2 separate regions of the Homo sapiens genome follow, and region 2 is linked to region 1. A link is an interaction called in ENCODE POLR2A ChIA-PET data of the cell type or tissue named here. Cell type or tissue: CD4-positive, alpha-beta T cell. All regions are shown on one strand. Links, peaks and the distances in the headings refer to the core of each region. The heading gives the core; the rest is flanking DNA.

Region 1 (4,542 bases), core at 410-2,909:
TCCGACAACCTATGTGCAATCGTCTGTTATCAATATACTCTTTGTAAGTTTTATAGTTTTTCCAGTCTATGTGCTGATGGGAATTTGGCGAATAGTGATTAACAGATACAGAGGGAGCCTCCACAGCTTGAGATCTGCTGCTTGAGATTCCATCAGAATGTCCACTGTAATTTCCAGACTTAAGTAAAATTCCAGAAGGTTCCAGTGATCTGGAGCCTGCAGGCTGATGAATTAGATGAGTGGTGGGAATTGATAATGGTGGTGATGTGGTTCTTGACACTGTTTTTAAAGAGGTCTGCTCACTCACGCCATACCTCACTTCTTCAGTTCTATGTGAAGGACCTGTATGGTTGTTTCTATTGGATAACAAATCTACAACCTTCTCAGAAGGCACAATGACAGTCCTTACACTTTCATTGCAAACACACACTGCTGTGTTTGATTTTGCAACATCTGTTGGTGATGGAGGCACTTGTATTTCCATTCTATAGGCCCTACCAGGTTGTGTCAGTACTGGTGTACTGGTTTGCTGTTTGCTCAATGATGAGTCAGGAGGAGATATTTCAACTGGCTGTGCCATGGCTGATGGGGCAGATGGCAGCCAGGGATAGCAGATTGGTGGAGGTTCAGGTATATTGCGGGCATTGCCGCTATAAGCTTCGTTGCCTTTCAGGTAGGCATCTTGAGAATATGCCTGTATAGAAATGAGAGGAAGGTGTCACTGGAAATTCATAAAAAGAATAATAATTTCCATTTTTACAGTGCACTATTTTATCTATGTCCTACCTCGTTCCTGAGTGACATTCACTATAGCATGCATGCAAACACAACATAAGGGTACTCTACAAATCTAGAAAGAGCTAGTCTCTCAGAAATCAAATAAACTGTAGAATCTGCAACACATACAAATTACAATCACCTCTTTGCTCAAAACATGTGAAACTCATCAAATTTCTACCCAACCAATTAGATGTACCCACATTACTTCTAAAATTCTCCCCATTCAAGCCTTCTGAGTTTCAGCAGTTGACAGGTTAAATGGCTGCCAAATAAATCCCAGCAAAGGAAGATTCATGTATTTTGCCAGAGAAAAGGTGAAAATATTAAAAATCTTAAATGCATTTTAAGTACTACTACTATAATAAATTAAGTCTAATTTATTTGAAGCATCTTGTCAATTAACCATTACAGAGTCCCTAAGAATAATCCATTTTGACAAATTAAGACCTTCAGCAGCCATGCTAAGTATTTTAATATTTAAAGTAAGATAATATGCAAGTTTAAGAAATAAAGCACATATAATAAAGGCAGAAAAACATGAAAAAAGGTAACTCATCGTTCTGTATATAATTTATATTTTTATTTTAAGCTAATGCAAAAGTATATCATACAAATTTATTTGGTCTCCTTTACTTATTATAAGGAGACATTTCTCTATTACTAACAGGCAGGCATGCAGCCTAAATAGTTTTTTATCAACTATTTGTAAAATTATTCAGCAATATTTTTAAAGCCTTAAGAATAACAGAAATCAACTATAGAGACTTTACAAAACAGAGCTCATCAGTGCAACACAGGGACTATGTTCAGCATCTGAGACAGATGTGGTAACACATCTTCCCCTAATCAAAACAAGCTTAACTCAAGACTATCATCACATCCTGCTCTTTGCATTCGACAGCTTGCAAAGCTCAAGTGCAGCCACAAACGTAACAGCAAAGTAGTAGTGACAGGAAGAGGGTGAGATACTTAAAAAACATATATATATATATATATATATATATATATATATATATATATATATATATATACTGATGCAGATAAATATTACGCTGTAGCATCAGTTATGTACAGGATACAAAAGAAAACCAAACATAAAAATAAAAAATAAGGATGGCAAACCATCTATCACAAACGTATTCTGCAAATTAGTAAGATTAACACGATAGAGGGATTTCTCTAAGCAAAAGTGAACAGTTTTTAATAGATTGGCTTATTACAAATCTCTACAAAACATGACTTAAAAAGCAAGGAAATGGCTACTGTGCATTTCTTACCAGTGCTGTGACATCCTTTGTAAACTGTAGCTAGCAGAAAATAGGAAAACATAGTAGAAGCTGCTTACTGATATAAAGACAAAATCATGTTGTCATATTGATGCTGGAAACGGCAAGCTAAAAATACATCTATACTTGTTTCTCTGGAAGGTACCAAGAGAGGTAAAGGGCAGTGAAGCATAAAGAATAACTCCAGTATTCTTCTGAACATCTTTTTCTCAGGCTTTTATCTGATTCTTGTTTGATGTGTCTACCATTCTTGAAAGCAAAATACATCTGGTGACATGCATTCCTAACAGATATTTTCTTCAATATGCACTGCTGTCTGATAACATGCTACAAAGCTTCCCTCCACGAAAGCAACAGTGATGTCTCTCATTTCCCCCCAGCTTCTTCCATCTCTGCTTCCAGATGACGAAACGAATGCTCTATTATGCATTTAAAATAGTACAACCTCCTCCTTCCCCAGTAAATCAGAGCATAACCACAAGCTGTCAGCAGACTGCAGCTGCCTTTACACTAAGATTCAGGGGGGAAAATGACTTCTTTTAAGTAAGTTTCACTCAAAAATTAAGATCTTTCAACACTGTGCCTTTTGTACTATTGTATTAGTTTGCAAAAATAACTACTGGATAGACATAAAAATATTACTTCCAGAGTAATTCTTGTTAACCTATAATAAATATTATAGAACAGAGACTAGAATGCAGTGACAAATTAAAGCTAGCCATATAAAATAAAATATGTCTACATAGTATTTTTATGGCATGAATACAGTTAATCCCAACATGCATTTTGGGTGTGTGCATTGACACACCAAGTCTATCTTTTCCATGCTGATTAGAATCATACCAATACTTTTCTGCAATAGGAAAATTGTGTCTGGATGAGAGAATACTGTACTGTCTGGTACAGCATTTCCCACAACATCCTTGTGTAGTTTTATTATATACCACCTGAAAAGGAGGATGGGGGAGAGGAGGTCCCTATGGTCAATGATGTAGGGCCACTTGGCAAGCTTTTTGATTTCTCAAAACCACGACGACACTAATGTACATTGTGAAATTCGAAAGGAAAATATAAACTTATTCACCATGGAGGCCATTTTTTTCCCAGAGGTTTTAACATAATTAGAATATCTACTTGGGTAATGCTATTCTAGAACTAATATTTTAAAGATGACTCCTTTATTCAAATTTGGGAAGAAATATTACTGTTTAGTAATAGAAGTATACGGCTGGAACTATTAAAACTTGAGAATATTTTACATACTTCAGACATCTCTAATATTCCTGTATGGCAATTCTAAATGCTAAATAGTCTACATTACAGTCACAGGTCCCCACTTCTGAGTTAAGTTATCACAAGGGGCCCTGAAATCCATACAAATGCAGGCATTAACAGTGAACATCTCACACATGCAGTACTATTATCTAATGTAAGCAGATATGGTTGAGATAAAATATGAATTCATTCAAGAACATTTTTCACAAAATGTACATTGTGAAACTCAAAAGTACAAACTTACTCGCCAGGGAACCCATTTTTTTCCCCAGAGATTTTAAAATAATTAGAATATCTGCCTGGGAAATGCTGTTCTAGAACTTTTTTTTTTTTTTTTTTTTGAGACCGAGTCTCACTCTGTTGCCCAGGCTGGAGTGCAGTGGCGCAATCTTGGCTCACTGCAACCTGTGCCTCCCAGGTTCAAGCAATTCTCCTGCCTCAGCCTCCTGAGTAGCTGGGATTACAGGCATGAGCCACCATGCTCAGCTAATTTTTGTATTTTTAATGGAGGTGGGGTTTCACTATGTTCGCCAGGTTGGTCTCGAACTCCTGACCTCAAGTGATCCACCTGCCTCGGACTCCCAAAGTGCCAGGATTACAGGTGTGAACCACCGAGCCCGGGTAGAACTAATATTTTAAAGCTATCTCCTTTATTCAAATTTGGGGAGGAATATTATTTTTGAAACCAATGTCATAAGAATTACATATTCAGTATTAACAATTTTGAATTTTAGTTAGGCTTTAAGCCCAAATGGATACTTTACAACATATGAAAGTGTTTTGATAGAATCAGACAACATTTAAATTTTTCCCAATTTACTAGCTCTTGTGAATTCAACAGAATATGACAAAACATTTTTAGCCATTTTTTCCACTCAGCCTTTTTGTATACCACTTCACATTCCTTCTTGAGCTTTCTTTACCCTTGTACTTAAGTATTACACCTTTTGGAGTTTAACAGCTTGTATTTTAAAAACTGAAGCCTTCCCTAACAGCCCTGTTTTGCCTATTAGATACAAAAAGCTCTAAAAAGTGGGGGGGGGGGGGGAGGAGGAGGAGGAAGAAAATAAGAAAGATGACCCAAAGAATTCTTTCTTTGTAATTAGAACTCCAAACAGTATGTTAAATACAACTTAATATTAACAGCCTGGATCTTGATTATATGTACAATGCCTAATAGTAACTAAATAACCCTAAAATA
Region 2 (4,542 bases), core at 1,046-3,545, 140 kb before region 1:
ATCCTTTTAAAACTGCATCTGAGCTATAAGACTGAAGATAAGACAGCTAAGCCAGGTATGCGTGAAATCATTAGGTTATCTGTTTTGATGCCTAATAGTGCTTGACTGATTCAGCTCTTGTCTGAATTGCTTTTTCATGTAGCTGTAATTATGGATCAATAAATGTTTATTGAGCTGCTCTTATGTGCTTAGCTGTGGACTGGAGGATTTGCTGCATACAAAGAAACTGAGATATGGTTCCCATACACCAGGAACATAAACCATGAAGACAGTCATAAAATATTAAAAGCTTAATATAAACATATAAGCTTTGTCACGGTTTAAGTACAGGAAGCTTCGGAGTTACAAATGCCTACTGAATACCTGTTTTTGAGAAACAACCACAATCATTGAATTTCACACGTGATATTTCTTTTGGCTTTGGTGATGCCCAGGGATGCTCTTCTTGTCATTCCTGAGAGTGACAATGTCTCCTTGTGAGTCAGAGAGGAGAGAAGGGGACATGCCAAGTCACATGGCACCCCCAGAGGCTTGAGCTCCAGAGAAAGATCTCTTCCCAGCTTCCCAAAGTCCAGCTTGGAAGTCAGGACACGTTTTCCTTGAAAACAATGAGGAACGACGACAGGACTAATAATACATTGTAGGTTAAAGAGGCTTCCATGGGCCAGCTGGAAATCCAACCACCATTTATTCCAAGTTCTAAACAATGAAAGTACAAGTAAACTTTTCAATGACAAGCCTGCCATAATTTGGGGTCTGCTTGTACATAATTAATTCCAAAGAAGTGATACAGACGGTAATTGCTATGAATTCAGAAAAGGGAACATTTTCCCAAAGTTATGTGGGTCTCAGAGCCTTCTTGAGAACATTGAGATGGTCTAGAATTGAGGGCATGTACGTAATGAAAAGATGTCATTTGGGAAAGACCAACTAGTCTCTATCCAAAATTTGCTATACTTTTACCATCATGGTACCTATAAAAATGACATCTCGATATGATGTTTTGCCAGTCTCAGAAATCAAGTGCTGACCAACTGAATTGTTATTTCGTTCACAGGAGTGGAATTTCATGGTTAAGTCATATTTGCTAGTTATTCCTTAGACTCCTGAGTTCAGGCATCAGATACTTGATAAACATACTAGACCAACTAACAGATTTATGCAGCTAGCTCTATTCTTACACCAGGGATACTCTGTCAGAAATGCCAATGGAATAGCAGCCACAAGGTCTGTGTGCTACTTTAAACAAATCAATATCTCAAAAGGAAAAGGCGTCGTCTGTCACTAATTAGATCAAATTAAAATGTGCTGCTGTATCTCCTTTGAATATTCATGAGGTGCTCTCAATCAGAAGCCCTAAGTCTGAGACCAGAAACTTAAGCCAGAAAAAACTAAATACTGTGAGATTCAGATAACTCGGTCCTTTGCCAACTAGAACTTCAAAGAGAAGAGGAATAGCTTAGGTGCAGAGTAAGCCTCCTGAAAAGATGACAAAATCAGCTTAATGCAGAATCGTGGGGTTCCCACCCAACCTAAAGATGGATCGTCAAAATAGCCCAGGAGCTGATAATCCTAGACTCTGTTGACACACAGGACACATAGTTTAGCCTCTCTTGTGATTTACTTGTCCTTCTGTCTGGCGGAAACCATGGAGATTACACTTGTCCTTATTTGAATTCTGGACTTCATTTTTCATGAATGAAGTGATTCAAAAAATACAGCTGGGTCTAAGCATGAATTCTAACTTTCAAAAATCACAGATCTTAAAAAGTCTGTATTGAACTGGGTGCAGTAACTCATGCCTGTAATTCCAGCATGTTAGGAGGCTGAGGCAGGAGGGCCACTTGAGCCCTGGAGTTCAAGACCAGCCTGGGCAACAGAGTGAGATCCCATCTCTACAAAAGACTTTTTGAAAAATTAGGTGTGGTGGCACATGCTTGTAGCCCTAGGTGCTCAGGAGGCTAAGGTGGAAGGATCACTTGAGCCCAGGAGTTGGAGGCTGCAGTGAGCTATGATTGCACTACTGCACTCCAGCCTGGGCAACAGAGCAAGATCCTGTCTCAAAAAAAAAAAAAAAAAAAGTCTGTATATACTCATGCAGGGCCAACTTGTATCACCAGTAAATACTTCCTCTGTCTCCTTGTCCATCCTCAAAGCTAAAGAGACCTTGGAGAATACTGGGTCCTAATAGCTGACTTTACAGCAGGAGAAACAGCAAGGAGACTTCCTAAAGGTCCAAGGATGGGAGCTACTCTAGTTAAATGACATTTCGCTATCCTGCTGCCTTAAGGGTGGCTCCAGCCATTGCTCTTGACCTCACAGCCACCCACTGGGCCACTCCACCTCCATCTCTCACCTGACTTGCTACAGTGGTCTCCCAAAAGGTCTCCCCACTCAGTCCCTGCCCACCTTCCGCCTGTTCTCATTGGGGAGGCCAGAGTGACCCCGTTAAAACGTGAGACCTTTCATGTCGAGCCTCAGCTCAGGACTCGCCGTGGCCCCCCTCACATTTTGTCTTTGCAAGCACAAGTAACTAAGACAAAACAAAAAGGAAATGCACTAGAGAGACCAAATATAGCAAATGTTTTTTTCTTTTCCCTAAGAGTCATTATTTTATTTCTTTTGAGTCCGCCCTAAGATTTACAGCTCTAAAGCAGGCGAGAGTGGGGAGTTCATTTCCACAGTCACCATGAGGTCCACTCAAGAGACCATCTCTCCTGACACCGTCTCTCATTTGAAGGTAAATTAGCTGGCCGTGTTCAGCTGGCCCATAACATGAAGCAACTGCTATTCCTACCTGTTTGTACCTGTGCAAAAAATGAGATGTCAATTCCAGAACACAAATGTTCCAGATTAGCCTCAGGGAAGAGAAAGAAAATGCAAAACAGGTGATTTCATAAAGCAGGGTGTAGGCTTGCCCTGGGGAGTGGCGGCTCTAGGCACCCAGCAGAGAGCCAACAGGAAGTGAAGTGCCTCACCCTAGATGTGAGTCACTAAGGGAGGCAGCTCAGTGCCACAGAGAGCCCTGGATCCGAGAAAGCCTGCAAGCTAATTGATCTGTTTCCCTAAGAAAAGCCCTGCCTGGCTAAGCCTCAGTGTCTTTTGTCCTAATAAGGGGATGATAATCTACTCAAGAGTTCTGTGCAATTTTTATTTTTATTTTTATTATATTTATGTGTATATATATGTATATATGTATATGTGTGTGTATATATATATAGATATACATATATATTGATATACATATATATAGATAGATAGATATACATATATATATATATATATTTTTTTTTTTTTTTTTTTTTTTGAAACAGTCTCGCTCTGTTGCCCAGGCTGGAGTGCAGTGGCATGATCTCGGCTCACTGCAACCTCCGCCTCCCGGGTTCAAACAATTCTCCTGCCTCAGCCTCCCAAGTAGCTGGTATTACAGAAGCCCACCACAGTAGCCCAGCTAATTTTTTGTATTTTTAGTAGAGACAAGGTTTCACCATGTTGGCCAGGCTGGTTTTGAACTCCTGACTTCAAGGGATCCGCCCACCTCGGCCTCCCAAAGTGCTGGGATTACAGGTGTGAGCCACCGTGTATGGCCTATTTTTATTTTTCAATGTATTATTATTTTAGAGATGTGGTCTTGCTCTGTCACCCAGGCTGGAACGCAGTGGTGCAATCATAGCTCACTGCAGCCTCGAACTCCTGGGCTTAAGCAAGCCTCCCCCACCTCAGCCTCCCAAAATTTGGGGATTACAAGTGTGAGCCACTGTGCCTGGCAGAGGGACAAGTTCTGTGCAATTTAAATGAAAATAGCTATTAGATCACTTTGTGTACTGGACAGTTTTCTATGAATAAATTTTTCATTGACATAAAACCATGAAGCCATAGAGTTGTGCCAGCCCTTCGGATCTGAGGGGGGTTGTGTCCTTATTCCTGACTTGGGGCTGTTTCCTGGTCCCATCCAGAACAGCCTACACAGAAAGTGAATTGTGAAATAGATTAAAGGCTGCCTGGAGCCTTCCCTAAGTGCATTTGCTGTGCTGGGCAGAGCACTGCTAGAACCTGGGAAGCCAATTGTGCATGCGGGGAACACCAGGCCTGGGTGGGACTGAGCTTGGACCTCCTGGTTGGACCTGCCCGCTTTTTTTTTTTTTTTTTAATAGCTTCATTCAAGATCACAGACCCAGAATGGGAAGAGCTATGGGATTTATGTAAATCCCTTCCAACCAGAAACTTATGTAATTCCAGGATTCTAAGTGAGGCTGGATTTCTGTGGGTAGTGGGTGTGAGAGAATGGGTACCCCTGTTTAACAAGGGGTAGGGGCCTTCTGAGACTGTTTCCTCTACAGAGTAAGGGTTCGTTCAGCCTTTTCCGTGGCCTGCCAAGAACTCAACTCCATGTTCCCTCACTTCCTGTAATTGACCTTGTCCAGGACTTTCTGACCTTGGAGAATTCACCTTTGCTCTTTCTGCTGCTTCGTGCATTCTTCCACCAAATGTCTAACTGACTGGCTCCTCTCCAAACTCAAGGCTTTGCCAAATGCCACCAGC

What was found. ChIA-PET counts read pairs that join two places held together with the same protein. Peaks named below come from ENCODE experiments on the same cell type or tissue, not always from the same donor. Only the 100,000 strongest peaks of a DNase experiment are listed, where the experiment ranks them.
Region 2: POLR2A ChIA-PET joins it to region 1 with 6 read pairs; 2 of 35 experiments call an interaction of 5 or more read pairs at or near these places.

The regions. Positions count from the first base shown.
Region 1 is chr10:24,620,676-24,625,217 of GRCh38, forward strand. It overlaps ARHGAP21 (Rho GTPase activating protein 21), which reads right to left. Exons shown (of 26, transcript NM_020824.4): 8 at 2,058-2,087; 9 at 1-694. Among named protein-coding and RNA genes, the nearest start is that of ARHGAP21, 100 kb to the right of the region's middle. In CD4-positive, alpha-beta T cell, for the core only: no CTCF peak of the experiment used is centred there; DNase peaks (open chromatin) are centred at 1,666 and 2,476; H3K4me3 peaks cover 1,247 bases; H3K27ac peaks cover 1,727 bases.
Region 2 is chr10:24,480,958-24,485,499 of GRCh38, forward strand. All of the region lies in intron 6 of KIAA1217, which reads left to right. Among named protein-coding and RNA genes, the nearest start is that of MIR603, 210 kb to the left of the region's middle. In CD4-positive, alpha-beta T cell, for the core only: no CTCF peak of the experiment used is centred there; no DNase peak of the experiment used is centred there.